Linked DNA regions of Homo sapiens: region 1 is linked to region 2. Evidence: read pairs that join two places in POLR2A ChIA-PET (ENCODE). Cell type or tissue: endothelial cell of umbilical vein. All regions are shown on one strand.

Region 1 (5,000 bases), 84 kb before region 2:
TATGATAAAATTATACGTGCATCAGTTTGGGAGGGGGAGGGAAGTTGTGGAGGGAGACAGATCAGAATCAAAATGTCCACTATACCATTACGAGCTCATATGAACCACAATTTAGCAAAAGTGCTGCAGTCCAACTTAAAATCAAAATCACAAATTTGAGCCAAACTGGTCCTTTTTTTCTACACCAATGAAGAATGTATAATCTAGATGCAGGAATTGGAATAGAAAGTATGAAGGCAAAAAAATAAAAAATAAAAAGAAAGACTACAGAATACTACGATTTGCAGGTTTCTCTTCATAATTTTGAATTTGTTAAATTGGTTTTGTGAGAGATGATTATCTACTATCACATGAAAACAAATTTACTAGTCGAATAATTTACTAATTACAAATTTAACAATTAAGTAGCAAAACAACAATAAATTTACACAAAACAATCTGAGAATTTTCAACACACGAGAGATCTGCTGTTAGATTTTTCCTCTGAAGGTAACATGCAATTCTCAGACCTCCTGGGCCCTGGTTTCCCAAGTATGACATAAGTATCCCTGGTTGACTTGTGAACTATTTCCTTTAGTATTAAAGCTTTACTGCACTTGTACCTCTGAACTTAAAAAGTTAAAAAAAAAAGTTTTGATATATAACTATGGGGATATTGGCTATACTTTCCCCTTACCCAGCCTGAAAGAATAGCTTAGTTATAGCTTTCATTTAGATCTCACCAAAGGCAGTGTCATTTTGTTGCGTGAATTTTGGTCAGCTCTTTGAAAAGGTAAGTAGCACTAAATTGGATATATGCCTTGATACATTTTTCGCTCCACTTAGGAGCTAGAAAGCTTAGGGGTAGAGTACAGAGAAGCCGGTGCTAAAATGCAGGGCTACCACATATCCAGTTTGCTTGGGACACTCCTGATCTATGTATGACTATTGTCCCATCAGAATTATTAACAGCCCCCTTTTCACTCTCAAAAGCATCGTGGTTTGAAGAATAAATTATATGGATGGTAACCCTATTAAAAGAGAGAATCTAGCTTTTAAAACAGAACTTTTATTACTCTTTGGCCATCTAGCTTTTAAAACAGAACTTTTATTACTCTTTGACCATTACAGTAAGAAAATCTGTGTAAAATTCCTAAGAACAGGCATTTCCATCTCATATACCAACACGCAGAGTAAAAGACTCAGAGTGGCCCTGTCTAGTGGCCAGAAGTCACAAGACAAGGACAGGGAGATGTCCTCATGAGCTTGAGTTATGGCCACCATTCCTCAGCTTATCTATCAGAAATGCCACAAAACTGTGTAGCCAGATCTCCTTTATTCCCCATCTATCACTCCAGATATATGCAATGACTTGTGTTTAGAAAACATGGAAAATCCCCAACAATAAATGTGCAATTAGTACAGACTGTAAACTTTTTCATCTGCTACTCTGATTATAGGTGCACTATCTGATTAAGACGTGTCATTGTCTTTCATTTGACTTTGAGCTTTACTGGACACAAAAGCGTTAAAAGAGGGTGAAAGCCCAGGGAACACGGGCTGTCCTTGATAGAACTGCCAGCTGTCTCACCTTTTGGACCTCGGAACAGCATCTGGCTTATGTCCATAGGACTAGTTTTGCTCCAGATGTTAGGTGCTAATATACATAGATCCTCTGCTCACAAAGATGCATCACCACCACGGGTCACAAGAAGGTGAGGGCTCTAGAGTTACTCAGGCCTCACTCTGTGTGCCTAGGCCACTGACAGGGACAACCACGTGGTTGAAACAGAATCCATTAAGTGCCAGAAGACAGGAACAACTGGGAGATTAAATTAATATTTCATATTTAGTTGATCTCAAGGCAGCAGCAAGCTTTATACACTAAGTGGGCTCTAATATGAGACTTGGTGTTTCTATCTGGAAAAAAACACCACTGTCCCCATCTCTACTAAAATACAAAAATTAGCTAGGCGAGGTGGCAGGCACCTGTAATTCCAGCTACTAGGGAGGCTGAGGCAGGAGAATTACTTGAACCCAGGAGGCGGAGGTTGCAGCAAGCTGAGATTGCACCACTGCACTCCAGCCTGGGTGACAGAGTGAGAATCTGTCTAAAAAAAGAAAAAAAAAACCACTGTAAAAAATAGGCTGGAGAAACAGAGTTCTGAAATTGAAAACCCTGAACTGGCCAAGGACCCCGATAGAACACGACAGTGCTGTAACAGTATGACATTCTCAGAGAACATTTCTTTCTCCTTCTTCTTCTTCTTCTTTTTTTTTTTTTTGAGATGGAGTCTTGCTCTGTCACCCAGGCTGGAGTGCAGTGGCACAATCTTGGCTCACTGTAACCTCCGCCTCCCGTGTTCAAGTGATTCTCCTGCCTCAGCCTCCGGAGTAGCTGGGATTACAGGTGTGTGCCACCACACACAGCTAATTTCTGTATTTTTGGTAGAGACGGGGTTTCATCATGTTGGCCAGGCTGGTCTTGAACTCCTGACCTCAAGTGATCCGTCTGCCTCGGCCTCCCAAAGTGCTGGGATTGCAGGCGTGAGCCACCACTCCTGGCCTCATTTATTTATTCTTACAGCACCTCCTCTTGGGAGTACATCTTCCATATCTTTCTTCTGCTCAGTGTTGCTACACTGGGTCTGTGTGACATGTCAAGCAGGGAAAAAACCAGTTTCAAAAATATTAATTGATCTAGCAAATGGCTGTCAATACAGATTTAGTGACAACTGGTAGAGATGAGGGATTTTTTTTTCCTTGGTCTTACCTATGCAGTAGGGACAACACTGGCCTTTTCTCAAGACAGGTCTTTCACAGGATACAGAAGGGCAGGACTCAGAGAAACAGCTAATTACGCTATCAATGCAGATGCAGCTGGTACAAACGTCAGGCTTCCAGGACTCAGCTGCCAGGAATATATCCCCTTCATCATTTTTGCAGTAATTAGGTACGCTGTTATTGCGGGACAAGGAAGGCCGAAAAGGTTGATCTGGAAAAATGAACATATAGGTCAGCAAAGAAGATGCTGTTGGCCAGCAACTATGCAACATAGTGTGTTTCAAAGCACACCCAGTCATGATGGCTTTCGGTGCCTCCTTAAATACATGACGCAGTAACAAATCAGAAAGTATGATTCGGGAAGGGTCTTAAATTTTTAAACAAAATAACAAAGATCAAAAAAGAGATGTTACAGTTATTCTGTTAGTTGTTTATATAACATCCGCTCTTTCTTCCTTAATGAAATCCTGGTTTTCTTTGGGGAAGTCCCAGGACTTGGATTACAATGCATGTAAGTAAATGGGACAATTCTGTTCCCTGCTTTCCTAGGCTCCCTTGAAACTAGGGTGGCCCCATCATCTAGCCGTAGCTAATGGGACCTAATGGCTAACGAAGGGATTTCTGGGAAAGCTTTCACTTTCTTCAAAGAAGGGTAGATATGTTCTGCCATCATCCTTCCACATTATTCCTGCCTTGATAGGAGTGCGTTGATCACGGCTGTGACACCCCTATCAGAAGAGAAAGGCCTTGACCCCACTGAGCCACTGAATCAATGCTGATAAACATCTGCCTCCAAATGTCTTGTCATATATGTAAAATAGACCTCTATTTACTTACAAATTGTAGCTGGATTTTCTCTTACTTGTGGCCACATGCAATTTTGACCAATCAATATTCAGACAAATTCTCATTGTACCAGACTACCAAAAACCACCTAAATGCAACATTCCAATGTTCAGGAATTCACATTAATGACTGAAAGATAAGAAATCTAAATCACTCATAAGGATGCAACCACAGAGAAATCATGTGCAAATCATCTGTGTCTTTGCTATCTAAAGACTGAGACCTGGAAGTCCCCAGATCTAGTTACAACTTGCAACAGAAAATGTCACCAGAAAATCCAGATAGCACTTTGGGCATCGGTTTCCACTAAAATCAATGAAAATTGTAACTTCAAGCAGCAATATGATTGAGATATCAGAAAGGAAAATGTAAGTGGGTGCGTTTCCAGTTTAGAAATGTCATAGTCCAACTGATAAGAGAGCACTTCTAATCAACTTCACCACTCAAGAGTCTAGACACAGCCACGACAGCCCTACCTAGCAAAGCTCTAAGAGGGCCACATTTTCTCAATGCATACACAATCAAAAGAGTTGTCGTATGTTCTTCCCAGAACCAACTTCATGAGCTCTGTTATTTTTAGTCAAGAACCAGAAACAACTGAGACATGTAGTTGCCATATGATCCAGAAGCTCTACATGCCACTTTTTCCTTCTATCCACCTCATGAATATACCCCACAGCCAGTAAGCAGGATGTGACAAGAAGGGCCTTTTTGAGGACCAAGGCAGTTACTTCATTGTGGACCTTCTCTGAGGGACAGGAAAGCCAGCATAATGGGATTGGCCCATACCCTCTCCTTTAAACTGAGTAACTGTATCTCCTATGACTAGTCCCAAAGGCAGCAGGCATAAGTTGAAGAACAGCCATTGGTTCCACGGCTCCATGGTACTCTAGGTCCTATTACAGATATGATTCCACAGATCCCACCCACATAGGTTAGAGATAGTAAGATGGGATGACTTTCTCAATGACCTTTTCGTGGTTATCTACGTCGAGGGATAATTTCTTCTCTAAGAGACTGACCAGTGCTAACTTTTGCTTTGGCTAGAAATAAGGACAACACCCTCTTGTTCACACTAGGCCCTGCAAATCTCCATGAGGTTTTTGTGACTTACGTTAACTTAGCTCATGCAAGCATTGCCCAACCTCTGTCTAAAAACTGAAAAGAAGAAGAAGGGACAGCCGTGCTGAAGCTATGGAATGACAGTGAAACGAACAGCCTGGAATCTGCAGGGCTCTCACTGAGGCCTGGAAATAACCCAGAGGACATCAGGATACGCTGGCAGTGACGGTGTGAGGGCTGGAGCCGAGGTAGAGTCTGCAGGTTTCCTTCCACCAGGCAGGAGGCTCCTGGCCCAACCCTGACCGACAATGTCATTTGGAATCTTACCC
Region 2 (5,000 bases):
AAATTCCCTTCTTCTCCGTCTCCCTACCCACTTGTGTTAAACAATGAACATCTGGAGCAATGACCAAAATGAAGAAAGCTGAAGGGAAGATGCACCCATGGCGTGGAGAATCTGAAAACTGGACCCATTCCTTGAGTAACTGAAAGATCTTTGAATTCAAAAGAGCTTTAAAGGCTGTTCTTTGAAAACAGTGTACCTTAAAACACAAACAAATCATGGCTACTTCAGAAACTGGAGACAATGTGTACGACAATCAACATGGAGGAACTCTACCTGCACACTCTGAGTTATCAATGGTATTCTATTAATAGTCTGTGACTTTACGATGTGGCAGCTTAGCAAGATGGATAATGAGCCAAATTCCCGTGTAATTTCCTGAAATGGCACCTGATGTGCTTCTATTTCTAGCAGAGCTCCATCAAATGCACCTTATTCCCCTCTGTCTAATATTATCTGCCGACCCATTGCTGTATCTCAATTTTAGAGATGCGAAAAATAAAACAATGTGGGTTTACTCAGATTTTACGATGGAGGAGCAAAGCCCTGGCTTCTGAAACCCCAGTCCACAGTTTAGCTTCTTGGGTTGAGTTTTAAGAGACCTATACGAACATAAGGCCCTTGAGGAAAAGATGGAAATAGACTAAAAGACATCATCCCAGCCCAGGACCTTTGGTGGGAGATGGGGAGTTCAGGAGACATTAGGTGAAATTGATGCCAGTTAGTACCAGGCAATGTTTCCGTAAGTGTTAATTGGTCTTCCTAAAGTAAAACCCAAACACAGAATTGGGTAGTAGGATAAGACCCAAAAGGTCACCTAGTTTAGTTTTCTCATTTTGTAGATAAAGAACGTCTGAGGCCCCAGAGCTTAAGTGACCTGGCTAAGGTCATTGGTAAACTTAAAGCAAGAATCCAGGTCACCTCATTCCAGTCCACTCAGGTCTTGATATCATAGCAGTGGATCTCTTTTTAAAACCATGCCTGTTCCTCTAGTCATTTTCTACCTTGATTGCTGTATCTTTCCTCTTCCTTATCTATTTCTTGTCTACCTAAGACATAATATAGGAGACTCTTCATACTTATAGTTCTAGTAAATTCACTGAAACATTGACTGAGCACCTGTTGCTTCAGCAGCTTGGGATATGTCAGTAAAGAGGAAAGACACAGGTTCCTGACCTTGTTAGTTGATATGGTGGTGGAGGATGACAGAACATAAGTAACAAACATTATAAAGAAGCAAATTATATAGTAGTAAAGGGTGATATGTGCTATGAGGGGAAAACAAGAACAGAGTAAGAGGGAATTGGAATGCTTAGAAGAAGTGGGTAGCAGTTACAATGTGGTGAGAATGGATGGGCATGATTGAGAAGTTTACGGCTGAACAAAGACTTGAAGGAGTGAGGGGACGAGCCACGGAGATACTTTGGAGAAGAGCATCCCAGCAGAAGGAACTGCTGACGCAGGCTTGTGTGTCCCAGGAAGAGTAAGAACGTCAGTGTGGCTGAGGCACAGTGAGAGGACAAACAGGAGATGAGGTTGGATGAGCAGCAGGGGTACCTGGCGATTTAGAACCCCTTATGCCATTTTCAAGACTGTACCGTTCACTATGGGACAAATTAGAGATTTGATTATATAGAAAGAGGAAGAGAATAATTCAGAAAAACAGGTCCCTTCTTAGAAAGATAGGACTTTGGGAACCTGGGCAACAACAGGAAGGCACACAATATCTGGGGAGGAAGGAGACGTGGGAGGAGGTTGGAAAGGCACTTGGCAAGAAAGAATATGGAGGAAGACAAATACTAGCACTGTTTACCACAGCTGGGTACCGGGTGTGTTGGAGAACGAGATGAGATGGGTTGAGTCTTAATGCTGCCTTCCTTCTGCCACCTACCTTATGACTACACTTAATTTTCCTGTTGGATAGAATACCACTTCATGGCACCTGTGCCTCACTCAGGGGAAACATTCATTTGCAGGCCTCTACCCTCCCTGTGGCTATCACCCACATGCCAATATCCAATAAGCAGCTTAAAGCAGAATGGAAAATAAAACAGCCTCTGTCCTAAGAACAGACTTCATTAACACACATGCCATGTGCTCATGTCACAATAACCCCAGAAGGTTAGTTATTATTTGCTCCATTTTACAGATGATGAAACTGAGATTCAGATTTATTTGCCCAAGGTCACACAGCTAGTAAATGGTGATGTGGTGATGTGAAACTTGGTCCATCCAGTTCCAGCTATGTTCCTCTGTAATAATATGACTCCTGTCTCAGGAATCACTACTGTGATCCTGAGTCATCAGCTGATTTCTCTGGGCACAGCTCCTTCCCTTTCAGAAATGTGGTTTTTGTTAAAGCTACCGGGTTAGCTACATCCCTGCTCCCTCTTACCAGTCTTATCTCACTGCATGTCTCATGGGAGCTACAGCCTATACGCCACATGTGCTTGGGTCAAACAGGAGTCTCAGAGAATCCATCTAGCCCACTTTCATAGTATAACCCCCCAAGGAACTGCCGTGAGAAGAGAACATGATTAACTAATAAGGAATTCCACTCTCAGAGCCCCATCAGTGTGGAGGAGAATAAATCAAAGAGGTGAGGAGGAGAAGGCGAATCTTGAATGTATGCAGATTAAGTTGGAGTTTGTAAACTGCATTTGGTAGACTGCTTATCTGGCAAACACATTGTTTTATAATTAAGAAAAGCTTTGTGACTTTGATTGCAAATAGCACTTAATTCCTACTCTTGTTAATTTGCTGTCATTAATATATTCTTATCATATTCTATTACATTTTTATTTTACAAAATATTTAGTATGTAATAATCAGAATTTTGAAACATATGCTTCAATTAAACATCTCCATTAAAACCCAACATATTAGATCTTACTGGTTATCCCACTCTTTTTTTTTGTTTTTTTTTTTTGAGATGGAGTCTTGCTCTGTTGCCAGGCTGGAGTACAGTGGCACAATCTCAGCTCACTGCAACCTCCACCTCCTGGGTTCAAGCAATTTTTCTGTCCCAGCCTCCTGAGTAGCTGGGACTACGGGTGCGTGCCACCACATCCAGCTAATTTTTGTATTTTTAGTAGAGATGGGGTTTCACCATGTTGGCCGGGCTGGTCTCGATCTTCTGATGTTGTGATCCACCCGCCTCAGCCTCCCAAAGTGCTGGGATTACAGGAGTGAGCCACCGCGCCCGGCTGGTTATCCCACTCTTTAAGTTCTTTTTGACAGTCCCAACATTGTCACCTCTCGACGTGTGTTTTGCAGTTCGAGCCTGAAGAGATGGATTTATGTCTTAAGAGCTGCCTTTGTAATAAAAGTGGAATAGGGTAGGCTACCAAAGACACAGTCTTAAGTGTAAGTCGATCAGAGTTTGACGGCTAGAAGGGATGTAAGAATGTTAAAAATGCAGGTTAAATCTTATTAAATGCTTTTCAACTTTTCAAGATGATCAATCACACTGGCTTTCTCTTTATTAATATAATCGGTTGGATTTTAAATCATCCTTGTGTTCTAAGAATAAACTGTTTTTAAAGATCCTGTTGAATTTGACTTCCTAACATTTTAAGATTTTTAAATTTATAAACTTGAGTAATGTTCATCTTTAGTTCTCTCTCTTTTTATGTTGGCCTTATCCAATTTTAGTTTCAAAGTTACACTAACTCTTTTTTTTTTTGAGATGGAGTCTCGCTCTGTCACCCAGGCTGGAGTACAGTGGTGCAATCTTGGTTCACTGCAAGCTCTGCCTCCCCGGTTCACGCCATTCTCCTGCCTCAGCCTCCGGAGTAGCTGGGACTACAGGCGCCCACCACCTCGCCCGGCTAATTTTTTGTATTTTTAGTACAGATACGGTTTCACCGTGTTAGCCAGGATGGTCTCGATCTCCTGACCTCGTGATCTGCCCGCCTCGGCCTCCCAAAGTGCTGGGATGACAGGCGTGCGCCACCGTGCCCAGCCTCCTCTAGTGTTTTAAGATTAATGCTTGGTTCATTTCTATTTGGTTGTCTTATAACAAACACATTTCTTAAAGAGTTATTATACAAACAATTTTAATTATGCTTTGAATATTTCAATCAAATATTGCTTTGGTTATATTCTGATTTTTGATAATGTATTGCTTTCAGTGTGACTTGTTGCTAAGTAATTTATATGTTTCCTTTTTAAAGACTTTTTAGAAGAGTGATATTAAATTTCTGCATAGCTACATTTTGGGGAGCTTTCTTTTTTAATTTATAGTCTTACTGCCTGGTTGCCAGAGAATGGAATGTAGGCTGTACAATTCTCTACTTTTGTTAACTTCTTGAGTTTTGCATGTTTTTGGTTTTTAGCACGTGTGTGTATGTATGTGTGGTCTCATAACCAATTTTAAAATAGATGGGTATTTGAAAAGAACATATATCCTCTGTTTATTACATATAATCTTGCGTTATCTATTAAATCAAGCTTAATTATGACATTCTGATTACCTATACCTCCCATTTTTTACCTGATTTCCAAGAGGGATCTGTAAAATCTACTACGAGCCAGTAACTTCTCTTCAAATTTCCAGCACTTACTTTAATTTTTCAAAGCTATGTTTTTAACTTCATGACTAGCAGGCATAAGATTCAAGCCTTCAAATTGTGAAGTTATGCTTTCAAATAATTTAGATTTCAAAAGTCTCCATCTTTCTTATTTTGTAATTAACATTCCTTTTTCTCTTCTTTCAACCCTCTATTCACCTTTCAATAAATTATCTAGAATCCCTACTCACCCTGCATCTTCCTCTGCCCCGAACTAGTCATCAGCTTGTCACTTAAATGTAGTACAATTACCATAACATCAGGAATTGTTTTTCTGAAACCTTTTTTTTCAGCCTTTTCTATAAATTCTCCCATCAGATTTTATTTATTCTTCTCTGTCTCTATTCTATGTTTTTTCCATGGAGAAAATAAGGATAAAACTACAGCCACTCCATCAATTAGAAAGTTTTTCTGACATTACTTCTGAATTTT

What was found. ChIA-PET counts read pairs that join two places held together with the same protein. Peaks named below come from ENCODE experiments on the same cell type or tissue, not always from the same donor. Only the 100,000 strongest peaks of a DNase experiment are listed, where the experiment ranks them.
Region 1: POLR2A ChIA-PET joins it to region 2 with 5 read pairs; 2 of 35 experiments call an interaction of 5 or more read pairs at or near these places.

What each region holds. Positions count from the first base shown.
Region 1 is chr2:36,520,066-36,525,065 of GRCh38, reverse strand. CRIM1 (cysteine rich transmembrane BMP regulator 1) reads right to left here. Exons shown (of 17, transcript NM_016441.3): 13 at 2,753-2,974. Among named protein-coding and RNA genes, the nearest start is that of FEZ2, 76 kb to the left of the region's middle. In endothelial cell of umbilical vein, no CTCF peak of the experiment used is centred here; no DNase peak of the experiment used is centred here.
Region 2 is chr2:36,436,057-36,441,056 of GRCh38, reverse strand. All of the region lies in intron 2 of CRIM1 (cysteine rich transmembrane BMP regulator 1), which reads right to left. Among named protein-coding and RNA genes, the nearest start is that of CRIM1, 83 kb to the right of the region's middle. In endothelial cell of umbilical vein, no CTCF peak of the experiment used is centred here; DNase peaks (open chromatin) are centred at 1,776 and 2,366; H3K27ac peaks cover 2,781 bases.